5 separate regions of the Homo sapiens genome follow, and regions 2, 3, 4 and 5 are each linked to region 1. The links are chromatin contacts, found by Hi-C or POLR2A ChIA-PET in ENCODE. All regions are on one chromosome and are shown on one strand. The core of a region is the stretch at or near the end of the contact, and the rest is flanking DNA. Distances in the headings are between cores, read along the strand shown. Region 1 holds the start of SMIM7 (small integral membrane protein 7). Region 2 holds the start of PGLS (6-phosphogluconolactonase). Region 3 holds the start of GTPBP3 (GTP binding protein 3, mitochondrial). Region 4 holds the start of BABAM1 (BRISC and BRCA1 A complex member 1). Region 5 holds the start of TPM4 (tropomyosin 4).

Region 1 (5,179 bases), core at 2,680-5,179:
GTTTCTATTAAAACTACAAAACAATTAGCAGGGCGTGGTGGCGCGTGCCTGTAATCCCAAATCCTCGGGAGGCTGAGGCACGAAAATCACTTGAACCCAGGAGGTGGAGGCTGCAGTGAGCTGAGATCACGCCACTGCACGCCTGGGCAACAGAGTGAGACTCTGTCTCAAAAAATAAAAAAAGGTTACTCATTCCAGGCAACAGCAGTATACAGGGGATACAGAAAGAAACAAAGACCGGTGGCTCTGCCCCAACAAGCATATGGGGAGGAGAAATACTAAACAAATATTCACATGTGACTGCTCTGGTGGGAAAGTTTGGGTGTCCTGGGAATACACACTGCAGAGACCCAACATGGCATGTGCATGGGGAAGGGTGGGAGGTAAAAAAAAAGCCTTTCCAGCCGGGTGCCGTCGCTCAAGTCTGTAATCCCAGCACTTTGGGAGGCCAAGGAGGGCAGATCACCTGATGTCAGGAGTTCGAGACCAGCCTGGCCAACATGGCGAAACCCCATCTCTACTAAAAATACAAAAATTAGCTGGGCATGGTGGTGGGTGCCTGTAATCCCAGCTAATAGGGAAGCTGAGGCAGGAGAATTGCTTGAACCCAGGAAGCGGAGATTGCAGGGAGCTGAGATGGTGCCACTGCACTCCAGCCTGGGCAACAGAGAGAGGCTCCATCTCAAAAAAAAAAACAACAAAAAAACAAAAAACAGGCTTTCTGAGGAAGTGCCAGAGCTCCAAGTTCTGACCTCAAACATGGGCAGTTTAACAAATGTGAGCTCAAATCCTGCCTCTGTCCTTCTGCACAGGTGACCTGGTGACCTGGGACCATCCCTGCACTATCTATGTGCATTCCCTCTTGTGTCAATAGGGGTGTCAGGCAGCTAGGAAGACCTTAGCACACTGCCTGGCACGCATGACGCTCTCAACAAATGCAGCCACTATGGTATTACAGTTAAGCCAGGCAAAGAGGATGGAGGGCAAAGAGCAGCTCCCACAGGGGAAGCAGCAGGTGCAGCACCTGGGCTGGAAGGAGACTGGACACAGCAAAGCAGGAAGCTCCTGACAGAGCACTGGTGCCCTGCCTGGCATCCCTGTCACTGATGCTCCTGCCACTTTGTGCCAAATCTCCCGCCCACTGGAGCTCTGATTCGGATCTGTACAGTGCAACTCTAGGGCCTGGTAGTGCCTTCCACGTGGGGGTTAAGTAACACATGGCTGCTGAGTCAATGTATGAATGGATGGATCAATGGATAGACGGACAGATGGTCTAGTGATTGAGTGCACAACCGCTAGAGTCAGAAAAACCCAGGTTCTAATCCTGATTCTCATTGATTCCCTATGTGGCCACAAAAAAGTTGAGCCACATCTCTGACCCTCAGTTTCCTGATCTGTAAAATGGGAAAGTGACCATTATCTTTTAAGAATGGAGGGAGAATGCAACACTAACAGGAAGCACCTAACTGGGTCAGCACCCAAGGGCAGGCCCCCAAAAAGGGGAGCTGCTGGAGTGTCTTCAAAATCTCAGCTCGGCCAGGCGTGGTAGCTCATGCCTGTGATCCCAGCACTTTGGGAGGCTGAGGTGGGAGGATCGTTTGAGACCAAGAGTTGGACACCAGCCTGGTTAACACAGCGAGATACCTATCTCTACAAAAAACATTTAGAAAATTAGCCAGGCGTGGTAGTAAGTGCCTGTAGTCCCAGCTACTTGGGAGCCTGAGGCAAGAGGATCTCTTGAACCCAGGAGCTCAAGGCTGCAGTGAGCTATGACTGTGCCGCTGCACTCCAGCCTGGGCAACAGAGCAAGACCCTGTCTCTAAAAGAAGAAAACCTCTGTTCCTCAGGGTTCCCCCATCCTTGGGCAGTGCTCCATCATGGCATCCACCGCCTTGACTGTGACGCCGCCTCCTCAAATGGCCTTCCCTTCCACACCCCAGCAGGAGGGCAACCCCATCACCATCCTGTGACTCCCTGCCTCTGTCACCTAACGTCACCTCTGTCACTATCTATTCCCTGCTTAGAAACCATGTGTCCCACCCCATGGTAAGTTCCACTCTATCTGTCTTACCCCTGCTGTACCCCAGCACCTAGCACAGTAGCCAGCATGCGTTAGGTACTCAAATATCTGGTGAATGAAAGAATTAATGAATGGATACAATAGTCATGTACAGATCCCCTTAAGACTCCAAATAGTTACACAATCAAATTCAGCAGGAAGTGTAAATTCTGGGGCCTCCAGGGCCCAGGCAGATGATAGACATATGAAGGGGTTAGGGCTGGGATGAGGCAGAGTCTACAGGCCCCACCTCCTCAGAGTCCTTCTCAACTACACTCAATAGATGCAAACAGCTCTCCTGAATCTTGAGTTGCAGAATGTTCCAATTTTTCAAGAAAAATCAGACATCTTAATTTTTATATAAAATCTCCTGATTAAAAATCTAATGTTGGCATCTAATTTTAAAAGTGGCAGGTCTGCAGCACTCTGAAAGCAACAGCTATGTGTGAGGTTGTTCATTCATTCATTCACAGGCATCGGAGGACGGGTACGGCAAGAACAAAGGATGGGACAAGCCAAGCTAGGGCCTCTTCTCTGAAGTTTACAGTCATATGTGAGGGGCAGACATTAGCCAGATGACAGCAAACATAACAGAACATTATAACGGTAGGAAGTGATGTGAGTGCTCACATCAGGGAGGTCTGGTAGGAGAAAGAAATAGATGACAGAGGTAGGCAGAAAGGCTAGCACATTCTCAGTCATCTCCCACTCACACACACGCTCAATTAAAGAGAAAACTTGTGGCTCACGCCTGTAATCCCAGCTCTTCGGGAGGCCAAGGCAGGGATCACTTGAACCCAGGAGTTCGAGACCGGCCTGGGCAACGTGGAGAAACCCCATCTCTACAAAAAATACAAAATTTAGCCTGGCATGGTGGCACACACCTGTAATCCCAGCTACTAAGGGGGCTGAGGTGGAAGGATCACTTTAGCTCAGGAGGTCGAGTCTGCAGTGAGCCATGATCGCACCACTGCACTCCAACCTGGACAACAGAGCAAGACCTTGTGTCAAAAAAAAAAAAAAAAAAAAAAGAGAAAGAAAGAAAACGAAGGTAGGGCTTGGCGAAACAGAACTGTCCTCTGAAGTGGACCATGCAATTCCAGGATCCAATTAGACCTTACCTGTGCTGGGCTCCCTGGACTCCTCCCCAAAGCCCTGCGTGTCCTTCTTTTTCCTACAAAGAGGAGCAGACAGTGTCCACTTTCAATGGGACATAGAGTCCTCAGCCCCCTGACCCCCAGCTCAGAAGGCCACAAACACTAAGTTTCAGCCCTGGCCCTGCCGCAAACTTGCTGTGTGACCTCTGACGTTCAATACCCTTCTCTGGGCCCCCACTGCCCGGACAATCACAGCCAGGTCAGCAGCCACCGACCGTTTACAAAGTGGCCCGACAGTGCGGGTGCAGGGCGGAAGGTCCGCGGTGGGGCTATTTCTTGGGGGATGGGGCTTAAGCTCTCCAGGAAGGTGAACAGAGGGACAACCAAGGAACGGAGAGTATGGGTTTAAGGTCTCTCGGGGGGTGGGGGGCGAGGAAGATAAACCAGGCTGGAGGCGTGCCCAGAGGGCGGATAGGGCGGGGCCTGCGGCTTGGGGGCGGGGCCTGAGAAGTGCGCCGAGATCACGCTTATGAGGGCGGGGCTACGGGTTCCCCGGATGGAGCCGCAGTCCGGCCGCGACCTACTCACAGCTTAAAGTTCAGCACCGCCCCGGCATTCATCAGCAACGTCCTGCAGAGGGAGAATTACAGTTACTAGGGGCGCCCCCGCGTCCTGCCTGGCTCTCTCTTCCCAGCCTCTGGTCCCCCTAATTACCCGAACAGCAGGATGTCTCCGATCATCGTTACGGCCGAAGCGTCCGTCAGAACCGGAAGCGGAAGCCCCAGGGAGGGAGGGGAGAGGAGCACAAGCCGACCAATCCTAAAGCAACAGTGGCGAGGGCTGGGCCAATCGAAGGTCAAGGCTGGGAGGGTCCCGCCCTCTGCAGGCCAGACCCCCTTAGGGGAGCGCGAGCGCCCCACCTCGCTGGGGAGGCCCCGAGAGCCAGAATGGGAGGAGCGGGGTCTCCTGGGGGCGGGATTGGGTCACGCGTTCGAAGCGTGCCGCGCATGCGTGAGGTCTCGATGCCGTAGGGTTAGCTGGGCAGCAATTCCTACTCACTTTCTGGGGTCCCAAATTGGGCTTCTGGACAAAAGGAATCCTTTGACTCCTGAGCTGCACAGGGTGCGGGGTCCTGACGCAGTGGGGTCCCTAGAAACGGGTGCCCCAACCAACTGGGCTCTAAAATGAGATCCTCCTGGGCCCCATGGGGAACGGGGGTTCCCACTGAGCTGCCCCCCACAAGACGTCCTGATTTGCAGAGCCCCACCGGAGACGGGGTTCCTGATCGAACGGACCCTATGGGGCAGAAAAGTCTTGACGGGGCTCCACAGAGGACCGAGGTCCTAACCTATCTCCACGGGGAACAGGGGTTCTGATTCATGGGGTCCCACCATGGCGTAGGGGTCCTCACTGGGCTCCACCGAAGATCGGGGTCCTAATTGAGCCCACGGGGACAAAGTCCTGGCCGATCCGGCCCCCTGGGAACGGGCGTCCCGCGTGGGTGGGCTCCGTGAGGGACGGGCCCCCAGAACAGGCAGCTCCCCAGCCTCCCTCGCCTTGCACGGGTGCCCCGCACCCCGCCTCGCTGGGCGGAACGGGGTAGCGATGGCAGGAGGGTCAACGCCTGGGACGCCCGACCGTCCAGCTGCGTCCGTGGTGCTGGGCGTCCCCACCACCTGTCCCGGGGTGGGCCGTCGCCCCTCCTCTCCCGCGGGGGCCGGGCCTGGGGTGGCGCCTGGCGGGCGGGGGCGGGCCCAGCTGCGGGGGCGCAGTCGCCGGGCCGCGGGCGGCGGGACGGACGAGGCCGGGGCCCCGGGTGGCACCCGGCAGGCGGGCAGGCGGGCGCCATGGAGCTGCTCTCGGCGCTGAGCCTGGGCGAACTGGCGCTCAGCTTCTCGCGGGTGCCGCTCTTCCCCGTCTTCGACCTCAGTTACTTCATCGTCTCCATCCTCTACCTCAAGTATGAGCCAGGTGAGCCGGGGCGGGGGGCTGGAGGGGACCGGCAGCGGGTGGCGCGGGCCGG
Region 2 (5,179 bases), core at 1,537-4,036, 850 kb after region 1:
CAAAGCCTCTAGCTGCAATAGTGTCTAGGAAGTTCCCTCCAAGTTGGCCAGAAAATAATCCCAATGACTCTTAGGCTTGAACTCTGTTAGTTTTTCTTATTAATTAACAGACTTTTTGGGTTTTATTTATTTATTTATTTATTTATTTATTTATTTATTGTTTTGAGACAGAGTCTAGCTCTGTTGCCCAGGCTGGAGTGCAGTGGCGAGATCACGGCTCACTGCAAGCTCCTTCTCCCAGGTTCACACCATTCTCCTGCCTCAGCGTCCCAAGTAGCTGGGACCACAGGCGCCTGCAACCACACCTGGCTAATTTGTATTTTTACTAGAGACAGGGTTTCATCGTGTTAGCCAGGATGGTCGTGATCTCCTGACCTCGTGATCCACCCGCCTCGGCCTCTCAAAGTGCTGGGATTACAGGCGTGAGGCACCGCGCCCGGCCTATTTATTTATTTAAGAGGGAGTCTTGCTCTGTCGCCCAGGCTGGAGTGCGGTGGCGCGATCTTGGCTCACTGCAACCTCTGCCTCCCGGGTTCAAGCCATTCTCCTGCCTCAGACTCCCGAATAGCTGGGATTACAGGCATGAGCTACTACGCCTGGCTAATTTTTGTATTTTTAGTAGAGATGGGGTTTCTACTTCATTTGAGAGGCCGGTCTCGAACTCCTCACCTCAGGTGATCTGCCTACCTTGGCCTGCCAAAGTGTTGGGATTACAGGCGTGAAGCACCACGCCTGGCCTATTCCTTTTTTTTTTTTTTTTTTTTTGAGACAGAGTTTTGCTCGTTGCCCAGGCTGGAGTGCAATGGCGTGATCTCAGCTCACCACAACCTCCACCTCCGGGGTTCAAGCCATTCTCCTGCCTCCGACTCCCGAGTAGCTGAGATTACAGGCATGTGCCACCACGCCCAGCTAAGGCTTTGTATTTTTAGTAGAGACAGGGTTTCTCCATGTTGGTCAGGCTGATCTTAAACTCCCGACCTCAGGTGATCCACCTGCCTTGGCCTCTCAAAGTGCTGGAATTACAGGCGTGAGCCACCACGCCCAGCCCTCCTTTCTTTTTGAATAGTCCTGGCACCGTTGCCAAAGATGAGTTGACCATATATGCATAGGTTTATTTCTGCATCAGTTCCAATCATTTATTTATATGTCTATCCTTATGCCAATACCACAGTTTTGGTTATTGTACCTTTTTATTGTTTGAAATGAGAAAGTATGAGTCCTCGTATTTTATTCAATATTGTTTTGGCTATTTTGGGGCCATTTGCAATTTATTATTAATTTTAGGATCAATTTGTCAATTTCAACAAAAACATTGTAAATTTGAAAGGGATTACATTGCATCCGTAGACCAATTTGTGGAGTACTGCCATCTTAACAATATTATACTTTCCAATCCATGAACGTGGAATGTCTTACCATTTATTTAGATCATCTTTAATTTTTTTTTTCACCAAAGTTTTAGTTCTTTTGCTTGTTTCGAGACAGGGTCTCACTCTATTGCCCAGGCTGGAGTGGAATGGCAGGAACACAGCTCACTGCAGCCTTAGTCTCCTGGGCTCAAGTGATCCTCCCACCACAGCCTCCCAAGTAGCTGGGACCACAGGCAGCTGCCACCGGGTCCAGCCTTGGCTTCCCAACGTGCTGGGATTACAGCTGTGAGCCACCAAGCCCAGCTACAGCTCTCAAGAAGTACAGTCTTGTACTTCTTTTATTAAATTTATGCCTACTTTATACTTTATGATGCTATGGTAAATGGAATTGTTTTCTTAATTTGCTACTGATTTTAAAATCCACTACCTGTGTGAGTTGAACTGCGCTTACACACATCACTGAAATATCCCACTCTCAGAAGTGGCCCAGCCTCCCCAGGCCCACCAGGCCTTCTTCCCCTTCCAGCCCTCTGTCCAGGCAAGAACTCGATTGGAGGCCTTTCTGGGCACTCAGAGGGACACACCACCACACTAGGAGGGTTAGCTTAAAAAATTCAACAAGCATGGCCAGGCGCAGTGGCTTTCGCCTGAATGCTACCACTTTGGGAGGCCGAGGCAGGAAGATCGCTTGAGCCCAGGGGTTCAAGATCAGCCTAGACCATATAGCAAGAGCCCGTCCGTCCGGAAAATGTAAAAAAAAAAAAAAAAAAAATTCAACAAGCATATTTTCATCCCCTACTTTTTTTTGAGATGGAGCCTCGCTCTGTCGCCCAAGCTGGGGTGCAGTGGCACGATCTCGGCTCACTGCAACCTCCGCCACCCCGGTTCAAGCGATTCTCCTGCCTCAGCCTCCCGAGTAGCTGGGACTACAGGCGCCCGCCACTACGCCCGGTTAATTTTTTGTGTTTTCAGTAGAGACGGGGTTTCACCGTGTTAGCCAGGATGGTCTCGATCTCCTGACCTCGTGATCCGCCCGCCTCGGCCTCCCAAAGTGTTGGGATTACAGGCGTCAGCCACCGCGCCCGGCGGTGCAGGAATTTTAAAACTCACCAAAATACGCCCTCCTTCAGAAAATCCCTGCCACCTCGATAGGACGTCCTCTTCTTGAGCTCCCCTCTCCGGCCCTCCCTGATACAGCAAGGTTGAGCATTCGGGCACTGGCTTCCCGAACTCACTTCGACTCAGGCACAGCAGGCAAAGATTCAATGGGTAGGGCCGGACCGACTGCCCGACCTTCGCGGTGCTTCACTTGCCTCACTGCGCATGTGCCAAAGACAATCACCCAAAGTACTCGAAACCAAGCGGCAGGGCCGGCCCTTGCGCAGGCGTACTAGCGACGGCCGTAGGGAGCGCTTCCTCCTCCCCGCCGCCGCCCTCGCCATGGCCGCGCCGGCCCCGGGCCTCATCTCGGTGTTCTCGAGTTCCCAGGAGCTGGGTGCGGCGCTAGCGCAGCTGGTGGCCCAGCGCGCAGCATGCTGCCTGGCAGGGGCCCGCGCCCGTTTCGCGCTCGGCCTGTCGGGCGGGAGCCTCGTCTCGATGCTAGCCCGCGAGCTACCCGCCGCCGTCGCCCCTGCCGGGCCAGCTAGCTTAGCGCGCTGGACGCTGGGCTTCTGCGACGAGCGCCTCGTGCCCTTCGATCACGCCGAGAGCACGTACGGCCTCTACCGGGTGAGAGCTACGGGGGCCGCCGGGGATCACGCCGAGAGGGCCACAGCCACCGCCTACACCCCGGCTACGGAGGCCGCCGGGGGCCATGCCGAAAGGGCCGCGCCCACTGTCTGCACCTCGGCTACGGGGGCCACTGGGTATCATGCCAAGAGGGCCGTGCCCACTGCCTGCACCTCGGCTACGTGGGTCGCTGGGGGTCATGCCAAGAGGGCCGCGCCCACCGGTTGCCCTCGGCTACGGGGGCCACTGGGGGTCATGCCGAGATGGTCACGCCCACTGCCTGCACCTCGACTACGGGGGCCGCTGGGGGTCTAGCCGACAGGGCTCGCCCGCCTCCTGAACCCCGCCTACAGTGGGTCCCGCAGGACCTCACTGCGCCCTCTGCCTTTATCTAGGCAGGGCTAGAAATGGTCTACTTGCAGTCCGTCTTCCTGCTTCATCCGGTGGCCAGGCAGAGGGAACGGCACGGGCAAGGGCCTGGAAGGGAATCCGAGTGGCCCATGTCAAACGATGCCCATAACTCAGCCCCGTAGCGGACGGGGGCACGAGGAATCAGGTGTAGAGCCTGAATCTCAGGGTCCTGATCTCTAACCCCAGCGAGTTCTCGGGGATCCCTGGGCAGCTTTGCCGCTCTGATGGCTCTGCTTCCAGGCTGTTCATCTTTGGCTTTGAGCCTCAGGATTCTATAGAATCAGAGGAGCGCGCTCTTTTAAAGACAGGGTAACTGAGGCTTGGAGGAGCCTTGGCCTGGCCGAGGGAAGAGTGGGAGGGGCGGGCTCAAAGGCCAGGAACCTCAAGTCACTTGAGTCTGGCAGCGTCAAGGGACACCCCATGCTGGGTGTGCCGTCTTCTCTTTGCATAGAATCTTGAGCTGATGATGGTTTTGTGGGTTTTTTATTAAGAGAAAAGGCTTACTGAACGCTTTATATGCATCAATTCATGAGTCCGTACCACAGCCTATGAGATGTTACACTCATTTCACAGATGGAGAAACTGAGGCCAGAAGAGGTGAGCTTACCTGCCCAAGGCATCTAGTGACCAGAGGGGCAGCCAGGGTGTGATCCTGCCTCATCTGACTTCGTAGTTGGGTACACATTTAACTTCCGCCTTCCTGTGTGTGTTTTCCAAGAGCATCATTAAAAAGTTTTGGCCGGGTGCGGTGGCTCACGCGTGTAATCCCAGCACTTTGGGAGGCCGACGTGAGTAGATCACCTGAGGTCAGGATTTCGAGACCAGCCTGGCCAACATGGCAAAACTCTGTCTCTACTAAAAAAAAATACAAAAATTGGCTGGGTGCGGTGGCTCACGCTTGTAATCCCAGCACTTTGGGAGGCTGAGGCGGGCGGATCACGAGGTCAGGAGTTTGAGACCAACCTGACCAACATGGTGAAACCTGTCTCTACTAAAAATGCAAAAATTAGCCAGGTGTGGTGGTGCGCACCTGTAATCCCAGCTACTCGGGAGGCTGAGGCAGGAGTGAGGCATGATCAGTGAACCGAGATCATGCCATTACACTCCACCCTGGGCGACAGAGTGAGACTGTCTTAAAGATAAAAAAAAAAAAAAGCAGGTTTTTGGCCGGGCGTGGTGGCTCATACCTGTAATCTCAGCACTTTGGGAGGCCAAGGATGGTGGATCACCTGAGGTCAGGTGTTGGAGACCAGCCTAGCCAACATGGCAAGACCCCATCTCTACTAAAAATACAAAAATTAGCTGGGTGTGGTGGCGTGTGCCTGTAATCCCGGCTACAGGGGAGGCTGAAGCACGAGAATCGCTTGAATGTGGGAGGCAGAGGTTGCAGTGAGCTGAGATCATGCCACTGCACTCCAGCCTGGGCGACAGTTGAGACTCTGTCTCAAAATAAATAATTGTGAAATGCTGCAGAGTGCTAGGGAATAGGGAGTGAGCATTCGTCAAGGGCTATGGGGTGGGAGGTCCTGAGAAGGTGCCATTTGAGCTGAGAGCTGGAGCATGTGCAGGAGCTGGCCATGGTCAAGCTGTGGCAAGAGGGCTCAGCTAAGGCCAAAGCCGTGTGATGGGAGCAAACCTGAAGCCAGGACTTGCTCCTTCTGCCGGTTCTC
Region 3 (5,179 bases), core at 2,657-5,156, 680 kb after region 1:
CCGCATCTGGGCACTGGGCGGGCGGGCGGGCGGGCTTGGGTACCTGGGAAGGTCATCAGCACGTCGCAGTTCTCTGTAGGCACCGTCTTCATCCACGCCTTGTGGGACACCAGGTAGCGACCAGCCTGCAGGAGCCGCTTTCCGAAAAGCTTATCTAGGGGGCGGCGTAGCAGGCCCGGGTCAGGCCACTCTGGGATCCGGACCCGGCCTCCAGTCTTGGCTCCTCCTGCCCCCGCCAGGGCTCCTCACCACTCCACCTGGCATTCAAGGCCCCGGGAGCTCTGGGCTTGGCTTATTTTCCTCCCTCCACGTCCTTGTACCAGCCAGGCCTTCCTCCAGAAATGCCCTTCCCCCCAGATCCTCCCTTACAAATCTTACTCATTCTTGAGGCCCAGCTCCGCCTCCAAAACCACAATCGATGGGGCGCTCACTAGCAGCCCTGAGCGCTTCACCACATTATGACAGCGCCGTCCTTGCAGCAGCCCCAGGGACTAGGTGCGGTTCTTACCCCCATTTCACAGGTGAGGAAACTGAGGCCCAGAGCGTTTAAGTCACGCGCCCAAGGTCACACAGTCAAGCTGGGATTTGAACCCAGGACCGTATGATTCTGTATTCTTCGCGGAGAGGCTCTCTCAAGCACATCCCTGGCCCGCCGCGATCCCGCAGCCCGGGGGTGGCAGGGCGCAGCCCAAGCCTGGGGCTCTCGGAGGGGCGTGTCCGCGTCTCCGCGCCGGGACCCCAGCCCGAAGCACCGTCCCAGCCCCGCCCGCCGGGCCGCAGCCGCAGTGCCGGGAGGAGCCGGCCCCTCGTCCAGACACCACGCCAGGTTACGTTTGACCCTGATCCTCCTCCCCGTGTAGTTGACGCGGGCTCCCCAGGCACCTGCAACCCTGTCTGGTCCAGCCGCCGCACACATACCCAGAACTCCGGACGCCGGGGCTGCAGGCTCGCCCTCCGGCGGGGGCCTCTTGCCACGCTCGCCCTCCAGGGACGTGCCCCCGGCGCCGGAGGCGGCCTCGGCCATGGCGAGGACAGGTCAGGTCAGGGGCTACGGACGGCCCGGGCGACGGGGAGCCGCGGGCTCATGGGGCCGGTGCAGCCGCGGAGCGCGCGGGAGGAGGAGACAAAGGCCGCGCCCGCCCGCGCCGGCCTCGGTCCTCGCTCGCCCGAGCGCTGCTTCTCGTCCCCGCCCGAGCCGAACCTCGATTCTCCTTCCCGGCCCGATGCACGTCACTCTAGGGTTCTCAGCTGAGTTCGCCCGCCTAGTTCTTTGGTTCGCGTCTCCGCCCGTGTTGTTTTCTGGGTTTCCTTCTCGCCCGCCTACCTCGCTCCCTGCTGCTGGTCCCCGCCCGCACTGATGGTGCATTCTCCAACTTGTCCCCACCCATGCTTTCTTCTGGTCCCCGCCTCGGAGCCTCAGTTTCCCCATCTGCAAACTCCGGACCCTGGAGACGCTGTTTGGAATGTGAGATGGGCGTAAGTTGACTAAGGGAGGACGTGGGAGGGGCGGGCCGGTTGGGGAAGATTCCTGGTGACAATAACTTCAACCACCCCAGTAGGGCTGTGATACATAATTACAGCAAGCCCTGCTTAGGAACTTTGCACGCACCATTTGGCTGCCTAGAACACTCCTCATGCACTCTTCGTCCGGTTAACACCGACTCCCTTCAGGATGTAACCTCGGAGAGGATCCCATAGAGTTGTCAAGTTTAGCAAATAAAAATACAGTCCGTCTAGTTAAATGTAAATTTCAGATAAAAGAATAAATGTTAGCTGGGCGGGGCGCACCTGTAATCCCAGCTACTTGGGAGGCTGAGGCAGGAGAATCGCTTGTGCTCAGGAGGTCAAGGCTGCAGTGAGCTGAGATCACACCCACTGCACTGCATCCTGGGCGACAGAACGAGACCCTGTCTCAAATACATATATATACATACATACATAAATGTTTCTATGTCCTATGTCTACATGGGACATACTAGTACTAAAAAATTATTCATTGTTTATTTGAAATTCACATTTAGCTGGGCGACCTGGGTTTTACCTGGCATTTGGCCAACCCCTGACTATTCTGAGTAGCTCAGTCTGTTAGACTGAAAGCCCAGCGAGGGTAGGAACGAGGGGCCAGGTCTGGTTCTCAATGCGAGCACACAGTAGGCGCTTGCTGTACGCTTGTTACAGATGTAACAACTAGCTTGTTACAGATGTAATAACTAGCTTGTTACAGATGTAACAACTAGAGAATGGCAGATGAAATATAAATATGTCATCATTTGTTCCTATTTTACAACTTAAAATATTAAAGCCTCGGCCGGGCGCAGTGGCTCACGCCTGTAATCCCAGCATTTTGGGAGGCCAAGGCGGGTAGATCACCTGAGGCAAGGAGTTCGAGACCAGCCTGACCAACATGGCCAAACCCTGTCTCTATTAAAAATACAAAAAATTAGCCAGGCATGGTGGCGCACGCCTGTAGTCCCAGCTACTTGGGAGTCTGAGGCAGGAGAATCGCTTGAACCTGGGAGGCGGAGGTTGCAGTGAGTCTAGATCGCGCCACTGAACTCCAGCCTGGGCGACAGAGCGAGACCCCGTCTCAAAAAAAAAAAAAAAAAAAAAAAAAAGCTTGGGCAACGTAGTGAGATCCCCGTCTCCACCAAAAAAACGAAAACAAAACAAACAAACAAAAACAACAAACAAAAAGAAACACCGAAAAGTTAGACTGGCATGGTGGCTCGCGCCTGTGGTTCCAGCTACTCAGGAGGCTGAGGCGGGCGGATCCCTTGAGCCCAAAAGTTGGAGGTTGCAAGAGCCGTGATCGCGCCACTGCACTCCAGCCTGGGCGACAGAGTGAGACCCTGTCTCAAAAATAAAATAAAATAAAATAATAAAGTAAATAAAAATATTGAGCAGGGCGAGGTAAGGGGGTATTAGAACTCTATTCTGTCAGACAGATTTTTCTTAACACGCAAGTGCGCCGCCCGCCCGCTCTGATCCAGAACCAGAGAATCCGCCATGCGAAGGCGCTCCCGGAGACCCCGCCCAGCCAGTGCCTGGAATTCCACCATCAGCGCTTTATTCCGAGTTTCAGTGCTGTCCTGGGTTAACCTGAAAGCAATCTCCGAGGCTCCCCTTTCTGGCTTTCGGGGAGCCAGAGACTGACCGGACACTTGGCTCTGCAGGTGCAGACCTGGACCAGAGAGACAGAGAGCCAAGGAAGTCCACAGTGGAGAGAGGGCTGTGCTGGGGGTTCCAGGAAGACTTCCTGGAGGAGGGGATCTTGGAGCTAGGCCTTGAAGACGAGTTTGTCAAATGAGGAAGGGCATCCGAAGCCGAGGGAACGGCAGAAGGGAACGCTGGGGAGGGGAGAGAATCTGGAGAGTTCCGGAAAAAGCAAGTAGGACTCTTTCCAGAAGTTCGGGCAAGATTTTCCCTGGATCAGGGCGTGGGTTCTCCAGTACTCGTCCCTCCCGGTCACCGAGATGCTCTGAGTTTCCGGTCTGAACCTGAACGTAAAGAGGTGTAGTCCCTCCTTTCTTGAACGGGAAAACTGAACGCACATAGGTCCTTGCCACGCCTAAGGCTGCGGAGTGAGCAGATGGAAAATGCGGGACTCAAAACCTCCCCTCGCTGTAATTTGCACTGCCCTGTGCCAAACTCTGTCCTTTCTTCCATTCCTTATTCCTATTGTCAGCCTCGCTGCGCTAGGACCCTAAAAATTTGGTCTCATGTTGCCCGGGGAACAACATTTCGCTACACCTACCTCCATACCGCCTCCCGCTCCCGCTCTCCCTTGCACCAGCCAATGGAAGCGAGTATCTTCAGACGGTGGGCAGGACGTATCCTAAGATACCCAATGGTGGTCGAGAATAGTTGAGCACTTTACTAGTCAAGCCGCGGAGTGGGCGGGGCCCCCTGCCCAGACTTGAAGCCACACAGGCAGGTCGGGCAGGCGGGTCGCAGGTTGTAAATCCATGTGGCGGGGGCTTTGGACCCTGGCGGCCCAAGCGGCACGTGGGCCTCGCAGGTGGGGCTACAGGGGAAGGGGTGCGACAGCTTGGGGTGCTGCTTGGACCCCAGACCCACTCCCTGGGTTTTAGGGGCCCAATTCCCTGCGGCAGAGCAATCATTCGCGTTCTTCCGTGCCTCAATCGTTCATGACCCTTGCGGCAGAGCCCATATCTGGGTCTCCTTCTGGCCTCACAGTCCCTAATCCGGTCACCCTTCGGCCTTCAGAACATCCAATTTGTGCATCCCCCAGCCGCAGAACCCCCCCACCTGGAGCATCTCGCGATCATCGAGCCCTCGGTCTACTTGACACTGAGGCTGAGCCTCCCAGGTGCGCTGATTCGCCTCCCCTCCGGTTCCAGATTGTGCACGCGCCGGAGCAGCGGCGCACCAGCCCCCGGCTCCGGCGCCACCATCTTCGCGCTAAGCTCTGGCCAAGGCCGCTGCGGCATCGCAGTGATCCGGACCAGCGGCCCCGCCAGCGGCCACGCCCTCCGAATTCTCACAGCACCCCGAGACCTGCCCCTTGCTCGCCACGCCAGCCTGCGCCTGCTCAGCGATCCCCGCTCCGGGGAGCCTCTGGACCGCGCACTGGTGCTCTGGTTCCCAGGTGAGGGTCCCCAGGTTCCGAGCCTCCTGTAGGTCCCATGACTCAGTTTCCCCCTTCCAAGGGTTTGCACTGGCTGTGCTGTCCTCCTGTCACCTGTCTGTCACATTAGGTCCCCAGAGTTTCACCGGTGAGGACTGCGTGGAGTTCCACGTGCATGGAGGCCCGGCAGTGGTGAGCGGCGTCCTGCAGGCCTTGGGTGAGTTGCAGCGTTGGGTGAGATGCTTGGTCCTCCCAATGGGCCTGGGTGGGGACCAGGGGGTGTCAGACTGGGACCTTCCTGCAGGCAGCGTGCCAGGGCTTCGACCGGCGGAGGCAGGCGAGTTCACCAGACGGGCGTTCGCCAATGGGAAGCTGAACCTGACCGAAGTGGAGGGGCTGGCGGACCTTATCCACGCGGAAACAGAGGCGCAGCGGCGGCAGGCCCTCAGGCAGCTGGACGGAGAGCTGGGCCACCTCTGCCGTGGCTGGGCCGAGACCCTCACCAAAGCAAGTCCCCCATTTGTCCATTCTCTCCCTCAGAGACCCCATCTGTGCAACCCCTGCATGAGACCCCCTCTCAATCCCGCATTC
Region 4 (5,179 bases), core at 2,680-5,179, 610 kb after region 1:
GCTGAGAAACAGAGTGAAGTTGGACTGTGACGGGCACTGGGAAAGGCCTGAAGGTGAGAGACAGAAGTTTCTGGAAATAGGGTCTTCTGGGGCGGCGGCTTACACTTGTAATCCCAGCACTTTTGGAGGCCAAAGTTGGGGGATCACTTAAGGGCAGGAGTTCAAGACCAGCCTGGCTAATGTGGCCTGTCTCACTAAAAATGCAAAACTTAGCCGGATGTGGTGGCGCACACCTGTAATCCCAACTACTCAGGAAGCTGAGGCTCCCGCTTGAACCGGGAGGCAGGGGTTGCTGTGAGCCGAGATTGTGCCACTGCACTGCACTACAGCCTGGGTGACACAGCAAGACTCAAAAAAAAAAGAAAGTCAGGCTGAAGGCAATAGGGAGCTATGGTAGGTGTGTGAGCAGAGCAGGCACATCAGCAGATCTGTGGATGGCAAAGATGCGTCTGGACTGGAGTGAAGGGCACAGACCAAGCGGGTCTTACCTGCTTCCTAGGCCTTGGCCACTGACCTCCTCCATGGGGCCCAGCTGCTCCAGCCCGGAGCTCACCGGAGGTGGGGCAAAGCTGGGCTTGGAGCTCCCACTGGCTGCCTCGACCTCCTCTGAACTCTCAGCCACGGGATCCAGTTCACCCTGCAAATGACCCCCGGGGCCCTGCTCTGAGCCAGGCAGGACAGGACCTTGGGGTCCCCAGGATCTGGGTGTGGAGGGGAGAGGGTGACACTTACGGGTGGAGCATGCCTCCCTCGCCGGCTTCGGGGCCGCGTGGCCCGGGCACTCATTGCTGTCCAGAAGCCAGTGCCCTCTGAATGCTTCTCCTTCGTCAACCCCTAAAACCACAGCCTGCCATGAGCTCTTGCCTTTGTTGTCCTGGACAAAGGACAACCTCAATTTCCTCTGCTGTGAAATGGGGCACTGACTACCCCTCAGGAAGGGATTTTGTTATCAATGTTGATTGGGCAGATTTGAATGCCTCCCTGGACAGGGAGCTCACTACCTAAGAAGGTTGTCCTGATCTCCCCCTTCTTCTCTGCCTTCTTTACCTTCACTACGTCTTTGTCCACTTTCCTCCTCTATTTGAGCCTGGGAATGCGATCTCAAGAATTCCCTCTCCTCCCCGGCCCTCCTAAATGAGAGGTTCAGCTCTCTCTACCTCTCTGATCCTCTGGGGGTAACTTGATCAGAGGCCTGAGTCCCGGGACACTCTGTTGGGGTCACTCTGACCACTGCCTGTTCAGGCCTGGGCTGGCCAAGCCTGGCCTGGGAGGGGCTGGGAAACAGGAAACCCCCTCCCCTGGTCACGTGACTTGTTATTGTGTTGTTTCCTTCTCGGGGACAGCGGCTTCCTGCAGCCCTAGCGGGGCACACATACCTGACTCCCAAGGTTTCAGCCCCTCCTCTTCTCAGCCTCCAAACTCATGGCCCTTCTAGCTCTGACTCTTGGATTTTATTTCTCAAGAGCTAGAATGGGCCGAGCACCATGGCTCACACCTGTAATCCCAGCACTCTGGGAAGCTGAGGAAGACAGATCGCTTGAGTCCAAGAGTTTAAGACAAGCCTGGGCAACATGGCGAGACCCCCGTCTTTACAAAAAATATAAAAATTAGCCAGGAGTAGTGGCGTACGCTTGTAGTCCCAGCTACTCAGGAGGCTGAGGTGGGAGGATTGCTTAACACCTGGAAGTTGAGGCTGCAGTGAGCCGTGGTCACGTCACTGCACTCCATTCTGGGTAATAAGGCAAGACCCTGTCTCAAAAAGAAAGAAAAAAAAAGAGCTAGAATGTTCCCGTGAGCTGATGGTTTTTATTTGGCTCCCCTGTGAACTTTTCTTCTCTGCCTGTCTCTTCATTGTGGGCTGACAGTTCTCTTTTTTTTGAGATGGAGTCTTGCTCTGTCGCCTAGGCTAGAGTGCAGTGGCGCAACCTTGGCTCATTGCAACCTCCACCTCCTGGGTTCAAGAAATTCTCCTGCCTCAGCCTCCCGAGTAGCTGGGATTACAAGTGCCCACCACAATGCCCAGCTAATTTTTGTATTTTTAGTAGAGACAGGGTTTCACCATGCTGACCAGGCTGGTCTCGAACTCCTGACCTCAAGTGATCTGCCAGCCTCGGCCTCCCAAAGTGCTGGGATTACAGGCGTGAGCCACCGCACCCGGCTAGGGATGGGTTTTTCCCATGTTGGCGAGGCTGGTCTTAAACTCCTGACCTCAGGTGATCCACTCACCTCAGCCTCCCAAAGTGTTGGGATTACAGGCATGAGCCACCGACCCCACCAGCCCCAGAAACATTTAAGAGCCACTTGAAGCCTCAGTTTATTTATTTATTTTATTTTATTAGATGGAATCTTGTTCTGCCACGCAGGCTGGAGTGCAGTGGTGCGATCTCGGCTCACTGCAACCTCCACCTCCTGGGTTCAAGCAATTCTTCTGCCTCAGCCTTCTGAGTAGCTGTGATTATAGGTGCGCGCCACCACACCCAGCTAATTTTTTGTATTTTTAGTAGAGACGGGGTTTCACCATATTGGCCAGGCTGATCTCTAACTCCTGACCTCGTGATCCACCCACCTCAGCCTCCCAAAATGCTGGGATTATAGGTGTGAGCCACTGCCCCCAACTCCTCAGTTGTTTTTTTTTTTTTGAGGGTCAAAGAAGCCGGCCACATTGGCCAGGCTCTAATTCGAGAATAGCCGGAGGGGCTGTGTAAGGTGAGCTTTGAAGCATAAAGAACTTGCCAGAAAAGCAACAGGAGGAACAGCATTCCAGGCAGAAGGAACTTCCTGGGCAAAGGCTTAGAGCCTTCAAAGAGCCGCTCTAGGTGACACAGCGAGACTCCATCTCAAAAAAACAAAAACAAAAACGAAAAAAAAAAACACAACAAAAACCCAGCTCTACTAAAAATACTATATATATCTCAGCCGGGCCTGGTGGTGCATGCCTGTAATCCCAGCTACTTGGGAGGCTGAGGCAGGAGAATTGCTCGATCCCTGGAGGTGGAGGTTGCAGTGAGCCGAGATTGAGCCACTGCACTCCAGCCTGGGCGACAGAGCAAGACTCTTGTCTCAAAAAAATAAAAATAAATAAATAAATACTTCTGGGGCTAAGGGGGAAGTGTGCACTAAGAAGACAACGGCAGCCTGGGCGACAGAGTGAGACTCCATCTAAAAAATAAAAATAAAAAAAAAAGGAAGGAAGCCTAGGGTAGTCTGATGCGGTGGTCCTCGCCTGTAGTCCCAGCTACTTGAGCGATCGCTTGGCTGTAGTGACTAGCCATGATCGCGTGACTGCAGTCTAGTTTGGGCGACAGAGCGATACCCTGTCTCTAAAAATAAGAAAAAAAAAAGCCATGAAAAAAGAGGTAGGCTTGAAATAGGCCCGACTTAGCTTCGCTCCACCTACAGTGACCCAATAAGACCAGAGTAAGTATTTTTTGATTCATGCAAATATATGTAAAATAAGGAACAAGAATTAAGTAATTGGGAAGGGCCCTGGATGCTCAGGCCACACCCACATGGGAATACCTGCCCCACATGGAGGCTCAGGCCAGCTCCACCAATCACCAATCAGCTCCTCCTCTTTCCCTAAATCGGCCTTCTCCGTCCCTCTTAGCCTATCACATTGCAAGCTCCACCTCTATTCCACGTTTCAGCCTATCACGGTAGAAGCACTGACTATTGTAGTCTGATTCGGCCAAAAACAAAAATTCACTAATTTTTTTAATCCAATCACATTTCATACTTTGCTCCAGTGTAGCCAATCACATTCCAGGTCCCGCCGCACCCAGCTCCAGGCAGCTCTCACTCCAAACCCCACCCCCAACCCAGTTTCAGCCTATCAGTTTCCAAGTTCTTTCTAGCCTCAACCAGTTTCTGTCTCTGCTTGTTCTGCAGCCCGCTGAACTACATTTCCCAGGAGGCGTCGGGGCTGCGCCGTACAACTTCCGGCTGTAAAGATGGCGGCTTCCTAGTGAGTCGGCGGCTGATTTAGAAGGAGGTTCAGGCTACGGTGAGCCGAAGGTGGGTGGTGAAAGCGTGTGGGGCCCGTTCCTAGGGGCCCAGCTCCCTTTGCCCCAAGAGATCCAGCTCCTCGCCTTTCCTGGGGCTTCCGCCTTTATTTCTGGTTTCTCCTGCAGTGTAGCCTCCATCCTTCTTGCTGCCGCTAAAGCCTTGTTTTTCTTAGAGGTGTGGGGACTGCAAGGCGCTCAAAGACCATCTTGGGAAGCCCGTGCCTATTTCCCAGATAGACAAACTGCTCCATTCGCGTCCTGTTTCTCTCCAAGGGGAACCACAGTACTAATATTTTGCTTCTCCCTCATGCAGACACCCGCTAGGGACGAGGGTGTCCTAGAGGTTATTATTCCCTTATTCACCAAGACATTTTCAGTTTTAGGTAACAGAAAACCCTACTCAATCTGGCTTAAGGAAGAAAAGGAAGTTGGTGGCTTATAGATTGGGTCTAACAGGAGCTGGGTCCAGGTGGTCAGAATTCGATCTGCAGTTTTCTCGGTGGAGACCATTTCGCTTTTTACCGAGGCAAAAGGGGCCCCTCACAGCTCTCAACTTTATTCTACCAGCTCTGCAACTCTAATGAGAGTCTCTTTTCCTTGATGACACTGCTAGAAGTTGCAGAGCTGCCACTCAATGGCCTGATTTGGGTCATGTGCCCATCCCTGAGCCATTTTCAGTGGCCAGAGAGCTGGGATGTGCTCACTGGCCGAGTAGGGGCATGGGGCTAGCACTACGTTAAAAAAAAAAAGAGGAAAAAAGAGGGGGGACTGTTATCTTATGTCGGAGTGGCTGCTCGGCTGAGAGGTGTAAAAGGCAGCCATTCTGCAGCTGAGGAAAGTGACTCCCTAAGAGGAGTGACTCATCATCAGTAAGCGGCTCATCGCCCCTCTTCCTTCTTAGTAACCAATCTTTTTTTTTTTTTTTTTTTTGAGACGGAGTTTCGCTCTTTTTGCCCAGGATGGAGTGCAGTGGCGGGATCTCGGCTCACCGCAGCCTCCCCTCCCGGGTTCAAGCGATTCTCCTGCCTCAGCCTCCCGAGTAGCTGGGATTATCCGCATGCGCCACCACGCCCGGCTAATTTTGTATTTTTAGTTGAGACGGGGTTTCTCCATGTTGGTCAGGCTGGTCTCGAACTTCCAACCTCAGGTGATCCACCTGCCTCGGCCTCCCAAAG
Region 5 (5,179 bases), core at 985-3,484, 580 kb before region 1:
AGGCAGTTATAACAAAACACCATAGACTGGGTAGCTTCAGTAATAGACATTTATTGTTTACAGTCTGGAGGCTAGATGTCCAAGATCAAGATGCTGGCAGATTAAATGTCTGGTGAGCGCTCTCTAGCTAGCTTGCAGACAGCCACCTTCTTGCTGTGTCCTCACATTGGAAGAGGATAACCAAGTTCTGGCCTCTTCTCATAAGGGCCTTAATCCCATCATGGTGGGTCAACCCTCATGACCTCACCCAAACCTCATCATCTTCCAAAGGCCCCATCACCAATTACCATCACATGGAGATGAGGGCTTCAACACATGAATTGGAGAGGGGGCAAAAGCAAGCATTCAGTTCATTATAGGCTTATATTCCAGAAGACCTGGGCTCAAACCCTGTGCTGTGTGACCTGGGGAAAGTCATCCCACCTCTCTGAGCCTCCTGCTGTGGGGAGGAAGCAGGAGAATGAAGCTGGGCTCAGTGGGGGCTGTCTGCCCACCCTGGGAGCAGGAACAAGATCAGTGTCAAACCATCTAAGGCAAAAGTCAGATCCAAGCCAGGTGTGGCGACTCACGCCTGCAATCCCAGCAATTTGGGAGGCCGAGGCGGGCAGATCACTTGAGGTCAGGAGTTTGAGACCTGCCTGGCCAATATTGCAAAACCCTGTCTCTACTGAAAATACAAAAATTAGTCAGTCGTGGTGGTGTGCACCTGTAGTACCAGCTACCGGGGAGGTTGAGGCAGGAGAATCACTTGAACCCAGGAGGCGGAGGTTGCAGTGAGCTGAGATCGTGCCACTGCACTCCAGCCTTGGTGACAGAGCGAGACTCTCAAAAAAAAAAGTCAGATCCAGGCATGAGCTGGATATGATCACCCTAATCCAGAGTTGGGGGCCCAGGGAGGGAGTTTCAGCCTGGAGGTGACAGAAAAGTCTTCTTGAGCCAACTCTAGACCGGTGTGGTGGGGGGTGACAAAGAGAGGTGATGGGGTCTGTGGTTTGTAATCCATAGGCCTGAGCTTCTCAAACTAGGAGTGATGGGAGGATAGGACTCTTGGGATAAACAGAGGACTGAAAATTTAGGGAAAGTAGGGGACATTTTTATTAAAATGAACATGGCCTATATGCAAAAATTTTAAAGATTTAACCCGAGCCTTCAAAGAAAGTGATCCTGTAGGGGCGAGTCTCTTCTAGCCAAGCTCCCCAAAGCCCAGAAATGAGGGACTAGGTCTGAGCCCTTCAGCCCTTCAGAGTATTTTGGTAAGACAGTCTAAGAACCACTGCCTTGGGCCATAGGGAGCCATAGCAGGTTCTAGGCAGAAAGAGGGCAGGCGTATTTGTTAGAAAGTTTCTCTGACCCCGTGTTGGGGTCAGAACCAGAGGGAGAAAGGCTGGGGACAGGGATGGGCGGAGGGATCCACGCGCAGAGAATGAGATTGCTTAACTCCAGATCATGGTGAGGCTGCACCTCTGAAACTGGAATGTGTGTATTTCTGGAAAACATTTGGAGTCTTCAGTTTCCCAAAAGCTGCCATTGATCTCCCTAGAGTACTGGGGACCCCAATAAGCCCAAAACAGCTGGTCCTCAGGACGAGGGAAAGATGTGAAAATCCCACTATCAGGTAGCATGGATGGCGTGGTGCATGCTATCGCAACCCCTGTTCTACAGATAAGGAAACTGATGCCCAGAGAGAGACGGAGGACTCTTGTGAATATTGGGGGGGACCGCCCCTGCACCTCGGGGACGTGACCCCCCCCCCAGGCTGACCCGTTCCTCGCTCTGTCGTCCCCAGGTGGAGGAGGAGCTGACGCACCTCCAGAAGAAACTAAAAGGGACAGAGGACGAGCTGGATAAATATTCCGAGGACCTGAAGGACGCGCAGGAGAAGCTGGAGCTCACGGAGAAGAAGGCCTCCGACGTACGTGTGCAGGGATGCGGGAGCCCGCGGCGGGGCCAGGCCGGAGCCCCGGGGCCGGGAAGGCGGGGAGAGCCGCAGGGGGAGGAGGAAGAGGAGGAGGAGAAGGCGGCGCCTCCCAGCGCTTTCTCCAAATAAGTCCCGAAAAGGGGCACTTTCCAGCAGCTGTGGCCAGCGGTGCCGACGTCAGGCCCTCCCCCAGCGGTGCTGACGTCGGCGGTCCGGCCGGGTGACCTCATCGCCCCGACGGCAGCCGGCCCGGGGGGCGGGGAGAGGCGGGGGCGGCCCCCGCGCAGGCAAAGGCTTGGGGGGCCGGGGCGCGGCTGTGCAGCTCTCGCCGGAGCCGAGCCCAGCCGAGCGTCCGCCGCTGCCCGTGCGCCTCTGCGCCTCCGCGCCATGGCCGGCCTCAACTCCCTGGAGGCGGTGAAACGCAAGATCCAGGCCCTGCAGCAGCAGGCGGACGAGGCGGAAGACCGCGCGCAGGGCCTGCAGCGGGAGCTGGACGGCGAGCGCGAGCGGCGCGAGAAAGTGAGCGCCCCGGCCTCGGGCCCCGCACCCGCAGCCTCCTCCCCCGCGCGCCCTCCTTTCTTCCCGGCTTCCCGCGCTGCCCGCCCGCGCGCAGTCCTCGGGCCGCCTTTTTACGCCCTCGGACGCCGATCGCCGACCCACATCCCTGCGCCCGCAGCCAGGACCCCCTACTTCCTCCGCCGTCCTCCTTCCTGGGCCTGGGACAGGGGAGGGGGCGCCGCCTCCGGGTCGGGCGGGGCCGGCCAAGCGGGAAATGGGGGGATGGGGCGGAGGGGGTGAGCGATCTCCGGGTGGAGAAGTGGAGCGGCGGGAGGGGGCGTATCGTGCAGGCTCCGACTCCGGGGCTGGCGCCGGGGTCCCGGGCCGAGGGGAACCCGCGACCGGACTTGTGGGGGAGAATGAGGATGAAAACGTGGAGCTTCCATTGTCTAGGGTTTGACCGGCCGACAGGGATTTCGACGGGGGACCGGGGATCTGGGGAGGGGGTCGCACTTTCTCGCCTCTTTCGCGGCTTCCCGGCTTCTGCTTGCTTCCCTGACCGTTCCCAGGGGCGCGGCGGCGACGTGTCTGCTCCAGGCGGCGGGGGGGATGGGGGGTGGAGGAAGTTCAGCCCCAAGCCGCCCGCCTTTCTCCAGCTGATTCCTGCGGGAACCGGGGCGGCGGGACCCTGCCTCTCTCCAGAAGGCCCCGGGAACGCTGGCGCGGGGCCCTGAACCCACGATCGTTTGAGCGCCTGCTGTGCGCCTCCGCCGCGAGTCGCAGGGCCCGAGATAAACAATGGGTCTGAAAAAGGAGGGAGTTTCACCATCCTCTCTGCATCATCCTCCTGGCTGTCCCTCGGGACAGATGGTGGCACCGCCAGGGTCTGGGGACAGATTTGGATTCTGGTCCCATATCATGCCACCCACAGGCTTCATGACTTGGTATTTGCTCTCTAGGAGCTTTTTTCCCATCTGCGAGTAGGACTGATAAGAATCCCGACCCCCCAGAGTAGCAGGGAGGGTCCCAGGAGTAAATCTCAGGCGTGGAGCCTGGCGCTTTGTAAATAATCAATTGTGTTGTTGTTTTTTGTTGTTTTGTTTTTGAGGCAGTCTCACTCTGTCGCCCAGGCTGGAGTGCAGTGGTGCGATCTCGGCTCGCTGCAACCTCCACCCCCCGAGTTCAAGAGATTCTCCTGCTTCAGCCTCCCGAGTAGCTGGGATTACAGGTGCCCGCCACCACGCCCAGCTAATTTTTTTTTTTTTATTTTGGATTTTTAGTAGAGACAGTGTCTCACCATGCTGGCCAGGCTGGTCTCGAACTCCTGACCTCGTGATCTGCCCACCTTGGCCTCCCAAAGTTCTGGGATTACAAGCGTGAGCCACGGCGCCCAGCCTCAATTGTGTTTTCTCTGCCCTGGGAAGAGCTCATAGACAAATGGAGGCAGGGGAGCTGACTCACTGATGGAGCGAGGTCTGCATTCCACGGGTTTTCTGTGCAGTTATGGGAGCATGACAGGGGAGGCTCCAAAATGGAGGTTGAGCTGGGTCTTATAGAATAAATAAGTTTGCTGGGACCAGAGACATGGGTGTGCACAGACTCAGAGGCAAGAAAGTTGTATGATGAGGGTGGGGGGGTGTGCGGATAGAGGTTGAAGCCCAAAAGCCCTGAAAGTTCAGTGTTGAGGCTCAGGGTGGGGACCCTAGAGAGGCAAAAGATGCCCAGCCAGATGGAATTGGTGGTGTGAATTGCCAGGACTGGAAAGAGCCCAGATGGGGGCTGCAGCATGGGCCTTGGTTGAAGCCTCTAATCCTGTAAGGGCTGCTTTGGCCCAAGAGGCCTTAGAAACCCGGTGTAAGCCTCAATCGGTAGCCGGTCTGGCCTCTTTCTCACACTTAACCGACACAGCTCTTGCTCTGATCTCATCCCAAGTCATCTCGCTGGAGGACAATTAACTCGGCTTCAAAATGGCCCTCAGCCTGGAGCCAAGATTTAGGAGCAAGACCGTCTAGTTGGGAGAGAAGATGTTTTTGGAGAGTTGAAGACTTCTTGAAAAAGTTCGAAAAGTTCTTGAAAAAGCAAAGGATGCTTCTTTCCGTCTGGGAGAGGGAAAACCTCTCCCAGGGCAAAAGGAACTAAGACCAGGGGTGGGTTAAAAAAAAAAAAAAAAAAACCTTTCACTCTTGTAGAATAAGCCAGGAGCCGGCGTGTGGTAGACTTCTGGGCCTGTTTCCCGACAGCTGGTTTCGTTTAGATTTTTGTGTGATTAACTGACATCTTCCTGTTCCTTTGCCACATGTATCTAGCAAGCCTCTTTTACCTTATAAGGGAAATCCTTTGTAGCGTGTGGAAGGCTTTGATTGCAGGAAGGGGTGGAACCCAAAATGACTCGGCCGTGACTAGCAGTTTTTCAAAAATACATATATATGTATGCATGTACAGATATGCGTGTATCTCCCAACTCCAGACAGCTGAAAATCTGCCAAAAGCGTTGTTTGCCAGGATTCAGAATTTCCCACATAAGGGCTACTCACTTCTTAAAAGACAACTCATGAATCAAGCACCTCTGTTTGATCTTTAAAATCAATTCCTCGACTGCTAATGGGTACACAGTTTTTTGTTTGTTTGTTTGTCTTTGGCGGGTTATGAAAATGTCCTGGAATTCGATAATGGTGTTGGTTGCAGAGTGTTTTTGCAACATCAGTTCCTGGCCCAGTTACTGAAGGTGGTAGGAGGAGTTAAGATCTAGGCAATTAAAAAGAA

Evidence for each region. Hi-C counts contacts between places; a loop is a spot of excess contacts on that map. ChIA-PET counts read pairs that join two places held with the same protein, here RNA polymerase II (POLR2A). Pooled maps may share reads with other maps.
Region 2: a pooled map shows a loop between it and region 1 (34-fold over the local background). The contact joins the promoter of PGLS here to the promoter of SMIM7 in region 1. A Hi-C loop is called at or near these places in 1 of 37 single-sample maps with no recorded cell type and 8 of 50 pooled maps. POLR2A ChIA-PET finds 5 or more read pairs at or near these places in 2 of 52 experiments (activated CD4-positive, alpha-beta T cell and naive thymus-derived CD8-positive, alpha-beta T cell).
Region 3: a loop to region 1 is called in a pooled map, with 13 times the contacts of the local background. The contact joins the promoter of GTPBP3 here to the promoter of SMIM7 in region 1. A Hi-C loop is called at or near these places in 1 of 37 single-sample maps with no recorded cell type and 9 of 50 pooled maps. POLR2A ChIA-PET finds 5 or more read pairs at or near these places in 2 of 52 experiments (BJ and GM10248).
Region 4: a pooled map shows a loop between it and region 1 (17-fold over the local background). The contact joins the promoter of BABAM1 here to the promoter of SMIM7 in region 1. A Hi-C loop is called at or near these places in 2 of 37 single-sample maps with no recorded cell type and 11 of 50 pooled maps. POLR2A ChIA-PET finds 5 or more read pairs at or near these places in 2 of 52 experiments (activated B cell and activated T-cell).
Region 5: a loop to region 1 is called in a map with no recorded cell type, with 18 times the contacts of the local background. The contact joins the promoter of TPM4 here to the promoter of SMIM7 in region 1. A Hi-C loop is called at or near these places in 2 of 37 single-sample maps with no recorded cell type and 8 of 50 pooled maps. POLR2A ChIA-PET finds 5 or more read pairs at or near these places in 1 of 52 experiments (B cell).

What each region holds. Positions count from the first base shown.
Region 1 is chr19:16,656,215-16,661,393 of GRCh38, forward strand. SMIM7 (small integral membrane protein 7) reads right to left here and starts at 3,930. Exons shown (of 5, transcript NM_024104.4): 1 at 3,871-3,930; 2 at 3,745-3,786; 3 at 3,181-3,233. The coding sequence starts at 3,896. TMEM38A (transmembrane protein 38A) reads left to right here and starts at 4,925. Exons shown (of 6, transcript NM_024074.4): 1 at 4,925-5,127. The coding sequence starts at 5,004. RefSeq lists silencers at 4,523-4,722, 4,743-4,992.
Region 2 is chr19:17,508,863-17,514,041 of GRCh38, forward strand. It overlaps PGLS (6-phosphogluconolactonase), which reads left to right and starts at 2,787. Exons shown (of 5, transcript NM_012088.3): 1 at 2,787-3,098. The coding sequence starts at 2,811. It overlaps PGLS-DT (PGLS divergent transcript), which reads right to left and starts at 3,027. Exons shown (of 3, transcript NR_147835.1): 1 at 2,481-3,027. RefSeq lists enhancers at 1,633-2,290, 2,291-2,947, 2,515-2,764, 3,258-3,552, 3,515-3,774 and 1 more and silencers at 2,825-2,954, 2,965-3,014, 3,258-3,552.
Region 3 is chr19:17,333,647-17,338,825 of GRCh38, forward strand. GTPBP3 (GTP binding protein 3, mitochondrial) reads left to right here and starts at 3,907. Exons shown (of 9, transcript NM_032620.4): 1 at 3,907-4,018; 2 at 4,362-4,609; 3 at 4,719-4,805; 4 at 4,893-5,095. The coding sequence starts at 3,966. ANO8 (anoctamin 8) reads right to left here and starts at 1,209. Exons shown (of 18, transcript NM_020959.3): 1 at 919-1,209; 2 at 44-154. The coding sequence starts at 1,024. RefSeq lists a silencer at 712-1,151 and enhancers at 2,876-3,547, 3,548-4,219, 4,220-4,891.
Region 4 is chr19:17,263,514-17,268,692 of GRCh38, forward strand. It overlaps BABAM1 (BRISC and BRCA1 A complex member 1), which reads left to right and starts at 3,930. Exons shown (of 9, transcript NM_014173.4): 1 at 3,930-4,014. It overlaps USHBP1 (USH1 protein network component harmonin binding protein 1), which reads right to left and starts at 1,232. Exons shown (of 13, transcript NM_031941.4): 1 at 1,158-1,232; 2 at 733-834; 3 at 489-637. The coding sequence starts at 786. RefSeq lists enhancers at 2,980-3,439, 3,700-4,199, 3,707-4,418.
Region 5 is chr19:16,074,261-16,079,439 of GRCh38, forward strand. TPM4 (tropomyosin 4) reads left to right here and starts at 2,235. Exons shown (of 8, transcript NM_003290.3): 1 at 2,235-2,437. The coding sequence starts at 2,306. RefSeq lists enhancers at 1,119-1,848, 1,849-2,576, 2,577-3,306, 4,225-4,444, 4,555-4,604 and 2 more and a silencer at 1,885-2,794.